Linked DNA regions of Homo sapiens: region 2 is linked to region 1. Evidence: chromatin loops called from intact Hi-C (ENCODE). Cell type or tissue: OCI-LY7. All regions are shown on one strand. Links, peaks and the distances in the headings refer to the core of each region. The heading gives the core; the rest is flanking DNA.

Evidence for each region. Hi-C counts contacts between places; a loop is a spot of excess contacts. Peaks named below come from ENCODE experiments on the same cell type or tissue, not always from the same donor. Only the 100,000 strongest peaks of a DNase experiment are listed, where the experiment ranks them.
Region 2: it touches region 1 in a loop (6-fold over the local background); 4 of 110 quality-filtered maps call a loop at or near these places.

Annotation. Positions count from the first base shown.
Region 1 is chr3:197,597,263-197,601,652 of GRCh38, forward strand. No RefSeq gene overlaps it. Among named protein-coding and RNA genes, the nearest start is that of BDH1, 43 kb to the left of the region's middle. In OCI-LY7, for the core only: a CTCF peak has its summit at 1,943 (motif pointing right); a DNase peak (open chromatin) is centred at 1,979.
Region 2 is chr3:197,947,332-197,951,721 of GRCh38, forward strand. All of the region lies in intron 2 of DRC9 (dynein regulatory complex subunit 9), which reads right to left. It overlaps RPL35A (ribosomal protein L35a), which reads left to right and starts at 2,859. Exons shown (of 5, transcript NM_000996.4): 1 at 2,859-2,890; 2 at 3,605-3,647; 3 at 3,828-3,980. The coding sequence starts at 3,637. RefSeq lists enhancers at 2,262-2,481, 2,561-3,343, 4,127-4,390. In OCI-LY7, for the core only: no CTCF peak of the experiment used is centred there; a DNase peak (open chromatin) is centred at 2,610; H3K4me3 peaks cover 2,533 bases; H3K27ac peaks cover 1,800 bases.

The DNA of each region.
Region 1 (4,390 bases), core at 187-4,186:
AGGTGATCCGCCTGCCTCGGCCTCCCAAAGTGCTGGGATTACAGGCGTGAGGCACCATGCCTGGCGTTAATAACTTTTTTTTAATGACGATGACTGGAAACAATTTCTAGCCTCTGCATCTGGGCCACCATGCCCACTATGGTTCAAAACTCAGGCTTCTGGATTTTTTTTCTGTATCCTCTTCCCACCCCACACTGGTGGCCTGACGGAATTTCAACAGTGTCTTGGTGACAGCAATTTGAAGTTGTGTTAGCATTCGGAATGAAACAGGACTCTTAAGGCCAGTCAGTTTTGCCACTGATTAACCATGTCACTCCTCCCTCTCTGAACCTTGGCTTTCTTATCACTAAAGGAAGAGGTTTGGACAAGATGGTATGCATGAAAATGATAATGTTTTGATGTTTATCGTTTATTTGGCCTTTGAGCCATAAGAGCTCAGTTAATCCCTGTGAAATCATTTTTATTGCCTCCCCACTTTTCACAGAGAAAGAGAATTGGAAAAGCACAGTCATTTTTGAGCATCAAGATAAAGAAGATGGCCACATAAAAGCTTCTGCAAAAACCCCACGGAGGACCTAGTCCCTTATGTTACTTAGTGTTCCTTATATAACAGTTTACATGAAAAAATCCTCCTGAAAGTTAGTGCCTGATAAATATGTCCCTCCAGAAGATGTAATATGCGTCATTTTATAAGGCAGAATCAACTTTCTAACACTTCATGTTTTTCTTTTGTTTAACTGCCAGGAAGCTTGGAGCTAATTATGCCAAGATTATAATAACCATTTAAATCTCAAAGTCCTGGCATTATCTCCCATATCTTCTAAATCCTAATGCCTAAGTTTTCTTAGGGAGACTATCTGTGAATAGGGGGATTGTGTAATTTATCATCGAAATGGGAGTCTTTTCAGAGGGAGAAAACTATTCATAAATGTGCCAGGTGATAGATATAAGCCAGGACTGTCCCAGGCAAACCGAGATGGGTAGGCACCCTACCTGTAGTTGGAAACAGGTTTGCCAAAAATTATATACAAATAGCGGTCGATTAGACCTGGTTGGTGCAGCAGTTCTGGGTCTCATCAAACTCAGCAGAATAACACAGAGTAGAGATAGATGATAAGCCACAGGAAACAACAACAAAGGTTCTGAACGTATTTGTGGGTGTGGGAAGGGAATGGGTGAGCCCTCTCCCATCATGCAGCCCTATCCCACTTTATTTCCCAAAGCCTGTGCCTCCTCAGTACTGTGGACATCGTGTCTTGTGGCCAGTCGCAGCTCAGAGCCTCACTCTCTCTCCCAGGCTGGAGTGCAATAGCACGATCTCGGCTTACTGCAGCCTCCGCCTCCCAGGTTCAAGCGATTCTCGTGCCTCAGCCTCCTGAGCAGCTGGGACTACAGGAGCGAGCTACCACACCCAGTTAATCTTTGTATATTTAGTACAGATGGGATTTCACCATGTTGGCCAGGCTGGTCTTGAACGCCTGACCTCATGATCCACCGCCTTGGCCTCCCAAAGTGCTGGGATTACAGGCCTGAGCCACCGCGCCCGACCAGCTGTTCAATTCTTTATAGGAGGGGCTTAGGTTGGGCAAATCTGTTTAGAAGGGAAGGTCAGGGGGACTTTAATCCGGAATTGTAAGGCACTTTACTGAAGACTGGAACAAATGTGATTGTCCATCTCAAAAAAATGGGGTGGTGCTGATGAAGATGATGAGACCCTGAAAGTCAGTCACCATGCAGTCGGCTCCCTCACAGAGCATGCCACCCCAGCGTTTGCCTGCTCACATCCTGCTATGCTTTTCCCCATGCCGAGGACAGTACTGACCTCCCCACCTTTCTCCTGGCACAGCCAGTTTAGCTGCGGGACCCTCTCCTCTGCAGACAGGTCCCAGCAGGGCTCAGAGGCAGGAAGAAGCCGCTATGCCGCTTCTATGAACCAACACTAGAGGTCGCCCTTCTCCAGCATCGGACAAGAGTCCACCAAAGGGAGAGCTCCAGCTTCTGCTTAAAATGCCCTGATCACAGATGACAACTCCGGGGGGACCTCGCCCCACGTGGGAAGGCACTGCTCTAAGGCAGAGGAGGAGGCTGAGCCCACCCAGCCCCAACGGAGGCCCAAGGTTGCTGAGGGGAAGCAGAGCTGGGCTGGAGGCAGGGACAGGCCCATCTTCAGAGTCCTTTCTCCTGCCCAGCCATCCCCGTGGAGAGAACGCTGTGCTCCAGGGGAAGCCAAGTGCCTTGGGATCTGAGGAGCTGCCTGGCGCTGGGCTGGGAAAGACCGAATCGTTTCCAGGAGCGATGAACATCTGGGAGCGACAGAAGCCTGTGCAGCCTGCAGAGTGACTAATGTGTGTGTAAACTGTGAGGGGCTATGCATGCAGAGGCAAGCACATTCATTCGTAATTGGCCGCTCATTCTCTGCAAATAGAGACCCTGTCTAAAGAAGGCTCAGGTGCCCGGTAAGAGCCATCGTAGCCGGGGCTGCCTGGCTTGTCTGTTGTTCTCGCTCCCTTGGGTTCCTGGGCAAGCTTTCCTCACCAAGCCCCGGCTGTCTGTGTAAAAAGGAAGGGAGGGTACTTCCAAAAGGCAATTCTACACTATTTTTTTTTGTTTTTTTTTGAGACGGAGTCTCGCTCTGTCTCCCAGGCTGGAGTGCGGTGGTGCGATCTCGGCTCACTGCAAGCTCCACCTCCCGTGTTCACGTCATTCTCCTGCCTCAGCCTCCTGAGTAACTGGGATCACAGGCGCCCGCCACCAGGCCCGGCTAATTTTTTGTATTTTTAGTAGAGACGGGGTTTCACCGTGTTAGCTAGGATGGTCTGGATCTTCTGACCTAAGGTGATCTGCCCGCCTTGGCCTCCCAAAGTGCTGGGATTACAGGCGTGAGCCACCGCGCCCGGCCCAATTCAACATTCTTTACTTTTCTAGTCATAACCTATTTTCAGCTGGAAACCAGAAAGGCTGGTTCTATGTGCAGATGGCAATGCTGAGGTTTAGAGGTAAAACACCCACCTGAAGTGAATAGAGGCTGGACTGGAACCCAGGATGGCTCACCTGGAGGCGGCGCTCCCATACGGCACCCGGCAGCCTGTTTTGTACAGGAACAATACTTGCCTTCCTCCGCAAAAAACAAACAAACAAACAAAAAATGCAGGGGTTGAAAAGAAAACTGCCTGAGCTGAAAAGTTTTGTTGTTGTTGTTCTGAGACAGGGTTTCCCTGTCGCCCAGGCTGGAGTACAGTGGTGTGATCTTGGCTTACTGCAGCCTCCGCCTCCCGGGAGTAGCTGGGACCACAGGAGTGTGCCACAGCTAATTTTTGTATTTTTGTAGGATATGGTTTTGCCATGTTGCCCAGGCTGGTCTCGAACTCCTGAGCTCAAGCAATCTGCCAGCCTTGTCCTCCCAAAGTGCTGGGGTTACAGGTATGAGCCAGCGTGCCCCACCTGAAAAGTTTTAAATGAGGCAAGGGTGTCAAAACAAACAAAAAACAACAACCAGGAGAAGTGAGCATTGCCTCTGAGCCCCATGTGCGATCCCTCAGATGCCGAGGCAGGTTGCACTATCACCCACCATGAGCCCTCCGACCCTGGCCTGTGGAGTGGAGAAAAGACGCCAACTGCTCCCCTGCAGCACCCTGCGCTTTTCTTCCTCCAGGCCCGATGGTGGGTCTCAGCCAGCTGGTTACACACGAGCGCGCGACATGTCCAAAGCGAAGCACAGCCCTTTGTGTCGTCAGCAGGGGAAGAGATAGCAGTTGCTCCCACATGAAGCCCAGGGTACCTGGCAGAGTGCAGCCCCTCCTCTTCCCACTGGGAGGAAATAGGGTAACTAACCCATTTCCCAGATGCAAAGTGATCTGGAGGTCCTCCCTCAACAGACCCTTCAAGCCGAGCGTCATCGGGAGCTGAGTCATCCAGACACTATGGTACTAGGTCTGTGCCATCACAGAACTAAAGTCACTCTCTCTTCAGCTAGAGGAGAGCCTCTCACGGACAGGCGCCATGGCTGATTCATCCTAGCATTGCCCACAAACCTGGACTCACGGGGTACGGTGGGTGCTTAGTAACTACTCATCCATCAAATTGTCCAAATTAACCTCACTGCTGAATGGAATTAAGCCAAGGCCACCTCTCTTGGGAGAAGCGTGTTTTTCTGGAACACAGGGAGGATCCTTAGCTCTAACAAGTTGACATTTTGAAACATAATAACCCTTAAAAGGCATCTGTTTGTTTTTTTTTTAAATAACTCCGGAAAAAAGGACCTTTCATAGCAGTACTGAGTATCTACCCAAAAGTACGCGTGATCGTATTTCTTCTTTGTTTCTTCTCAGGAAGGAATGGTTTTCCCAAGCCAGTGCCTTCCTGGGTGTTTCACTGCCCTTGAGAAGCTGGA
Region 2 (4,390 bases), core at 114-4,113, 350 kb after region 1:
TGTCCTTCCCTAGAACCCTTCAATGGTTTCCCGTTGCCTTAGGACAAAGAAGAAAATTCTTGACTTGGTCCACAAGGTCTGTATGATCTGGGCCCCTCTGTTCCTCTCTAGACCCAACTACAACTGCACTTTCCTTGCTCTCTGGGCTCCAGCCACAGTGGGCTTCTTTCAGTTCTTCTCTGGACTCATGCTCCCTTGCAACTCAGGGTCTTTGCACCTGCTATTCCTTCCAGTGGAGCCACTCTTCCCTCACCTTTTCACCGTGTAAAGTCCCACTGACCCATCACCAGCTTAAGACAGTGTCATTTTTCTAGGTGAAATCTCTAACATTTTCTGTGCTCTGAGAGATGGACCCGTATGGAGTATATCCAGGGGAGATTCCAGAAAGAGATTCAGTGTAGAGAAGTGAGATCAGACATTTATTCTCCCTGCTCCTTCTCTGCCAGAATATAATTGGTTGGTTATGTTCCTCTATCAAAGGTCATGGCTCCTGTCAGGCAATTCTCTCCAAACGTCTCTCTCTGGGCTTAGGTAACTATTTCTTTCCTAGGTCCCGGGAGACTCCATCATCCCTTGTAGTTTCACTCCTGCTTTACCTTTTTTTTTTTTTTTTTTTTTTTTGAGACGGTCTCACTCTGTCACCAAGGCTGGAGTGCAGTGGCAGGATCTCAGCTCACTGAAACCTCCCCCTACCAGGTTGAAGCGATTCTTGTACCTCAGCCTCCCAAGTAGCTGGGATGACAGGCACACACCAACACCCCTGGCTGATTTTTGTATTTTTAGTAGAGACAGGGTTTCACTATGTTGGCCAGGCTGGTCTCAAACTCCTGACCTCAAGTGATCCACCCACCTCAGCCTCCCAAAGTGCTGGGATGACAGGCGTGAGCCACTGCGCCCGGCCCATACTTTGTTTTAAAAAGTATTCTTATCATGCTCTACTAATGGTCATCACCTGCAGTTTGAAAAATGCCTTAACTGACACTTGTCCAAGTGATCCTTTCGCTGACTCGTCAGGCCAGATCAGGCTTCTGGGCACTCATGCCACTACTTTCCCGCAGAGCTGTGTTCACAATTTGTTACGTTAGTGTCAGTTTCCCCCCACTAGACAACTGTTCCATGAAAGCAGCAACATGACAACGATGCTCACAGTTGTATCAGGTGCTAAGTCTCAGTGCTCAATAAGTATTTGTGGAACGAATAATACACGAGCAAACGAATGAAACTCACACTTAATGTGTTATTCCTCCCAGGAGGACTTCCATATAGAACTTTGACAAATCAATATCTAATAGTGAAATTTCTAGCACATTTCTTTCTGGGACAGGGAACACTGGGTGGGGTAGTAGGCTACAAGGTACAAGTTCTATCCTGTTGTATTTAAGAGAGGATCTGATTTTAAAAGTGACTTATATACATCTATTTCATACAACTTCGGAGTCATACTTTACTCTCTCTCATTCCTCATCCACCAGCAAATCTTGCCAGAATTTAAATATATTCAGAATTCCAGTACTCAATATCCTCTGTTTACACACCATCACCTCTCATCATAGTCACTACAGGAACCTATAATTATCTTCCTGCTGATACCCTTGCCTCCCTTCACTTTCAACACAGTGACTTTGTCAATATAGAAGTCAGATAGAGTCACCCTTCTGTTCAGGACCCTTAAATAGTTCCCATCTCAAAGCAGGGGAAGCCTCTTTTACATACTTCCCATCTCAAAGTGGGGAAAGCCTCTTTTACAGTGGCCTCTCTGCTTAATTTTCTTCACAGAAATTATCATCTTCTAACGTGTCATCTATTTTTACTTGCTCATTGTGTTGCTCCGCCTCGTAGGATATAAGCTCCACGAGGGCATAGATTTGTTTACTGCCGTGTCATCTTACACAAACCTTGGTACAGGGTAGTCATTCATTAAACTATGTGTTAAATAAATGAATGAATCCATAGGATAACCCAAATAAATATGCAATAATTCGGAAATGTGAATCTCTGGCGTCCACTAATCCACCTCTACAAGTATCTACGGAGGACCTACTAGGTGCGGACACGAGGCAGCTAAACGAGTTCTCCTAAAAGGGCGATAAAGCCTCCTGCAGGCAGTCCTCCTCATACCTCGGATCCAAAAAGAAGAATGGAGGTAAGAACTTAAGTCATTTCATTCATTTTTTTTTTCTTTTGTAGAGGTTGGGGGAGGTGGTCTCACTATGTTGCCCAGGCTGGTCTCGAACTCCTGGCCTCAAGCGATCCTCCCGCCTCGGCTTCCCAAAGAGCTGGGTTTACAGGCGTGAGCCACTGTGCCCAGTCTCATTTCTTGAAAGAGATAAATAAGTAGAGGGGAGAAAAGAAGTATAGAAAAAGAAAAAAGAGAAGGAAGAGGTCCTGCTGCCTTCGTGCTCCCGGCCTTTCTCTTCCATGCTAGATTAGGATCCCAGAATTTCCGTTCTGTCTATTGCTGTGTGTATCGAGAGAAAAGCACCCCACTGTTGGCAAATCAATCTTACAGTCAATCATTCTTTAGGCAGCGGGAACATCCTCCACTCAGGGTTCGCCTTTCCACCTACGGCGTCCGGGGACGCAGGAAGTAAACTAAGTTGTTTCTATGGCAACGCACAGCTTTGGCGGATTTAGCTGGCTACCATTTTGCCTTCCCTTGTTCCCAAGTAGTACATTTTGCAGCCTACCAAGATGAAAGGACTTAGGAAAATAATTGTAAGAGTGCTATTGAATGTGGCTTATTTCAGTGCGAAGCCGATTTCCGAGGATTGTTTTTCTGGCGTTTGGAGAAGATGCCTAAATTGAGGGCGGAGTCGAAAGATGTTTAATCCCACAAGGCCACGCGGCGGGGCCTCGTCCTTCTCTTACCGCCATCTTGGCTCCTGTGGAGGTGAGTGAAGGGTCTGCTGCTGAAATTTGGGGGCAAATAACCGGAGTAGGTTTGTTCCTGTGCCTTGGCGAGTCGCCGGTGCGTATCGGAGTCTCTGCCAGCCATTGATTTCTACGGGTTTCAAGAAGAGGGAGAACAGGATGGAGGAGATGTTGGGCTGATGGTGTTTGGTCCCCTGACACCCGGAGAACGGCTGCCCGGGTTATCCCAGTTAAATTCCTGGGCCTGAACGGAGTGAAACGATGTTTTTGTTCGTGTGCAGTTGTCCATGAGGCAGTGCTTCCTTCATCCGTTTCCTCCCAGTCCATACCTTCCTTGGCTTGTCTGACCAGTCTCTTTCCTCAGCTTTTCTCCCCCAGCCATTGCATAAAAGTCTTACGTGTGTGTTTCTCTTTAAGGCTTCATTTCTTTTCCTGAGTGTTGCCTACTGATAACGGCATGCATTTTCTCAGGCTTTTCTGAGAGTCATTTTTGTGACTCCTGTCCCTTAGTTTTGTCTTCATTCTGAAGTTTGCTTAGATACCAGCTGTTCTCTGAGGTTTGAATGTCTTGCCGGACCCTGCGTTTCATATGGATGTTCTGGCATTGTTGTCCCCGAACTCCTACATGAAACTCCCATCCAAAAGGAATTTGCTTTAGGGGCTTAAACGAGAGGGGACGAGGTGGGAAACTTGTGTGGCTTGGTTTTAAACTAATCTTTTTGTTTGTTTTAAGGCCTGCTGGGAACGGGACTTCTAAAAGGAACTATGTCTGGAAGGTACGCGTTTTAAATATAGTTCTTTATTTTTGTGTGTTAGACGTGAACGTAAATGCGAGCTTAAAATTGGCAAGAAAAAACTTAGATGTTTGCTCTGAGTAACTTTTGGGTGGGGGTGATTACAAGTCAGATTGGTTTTTTGAAGCTTATGTTTCATGTTGTGTATCTTTTGTGTCTTAGGCTGTGGTCCAAGGCCATTTTTGCTGGCTATAAGCGGGGTCTCCGGAACCAAAGGGAGCACACAGCTCTTCTTAAAATTGAAGGTGTTTACGCCCGAGATGAAACAGAATTCTATTTGGGCAAGAGATGCGCTTATGTATATAAAGCAAAGAAGTAAGTTTATGACACTGGTAGGTTTTGGGTTTTTGAGATCTGCCTCATTTTCTTTTTTATATAACGGAGTCTTGCTCTGTTGCCGAGGCTGGAATGCAGTGACTTGGTCTCCCTCACCGAAACCTCCGCCTCCCGGGTTCAAGCAAGTGTCCTGTCTCAGCCTCCCGAGTAGCTGGGATTACAGGCGCCGGCCACCACGCCCGGCTAGTTTTTGTATTATTAGTAGAGACAGGGTATTGCCATGTTGGCCAGGCTGGTCCCAAACTCCTGACCTTAGGTGATCCGCCCACCTCGGCCTCCCAAAGTGCTGAGATTACAGGCTTGAGCCACCGCGCCTGGCCTCATTATCCTATTGAAATAATAAACAAAAGATTTAGCTGAAGTACTTGGTATTGTTTTTTTGTTTTTGT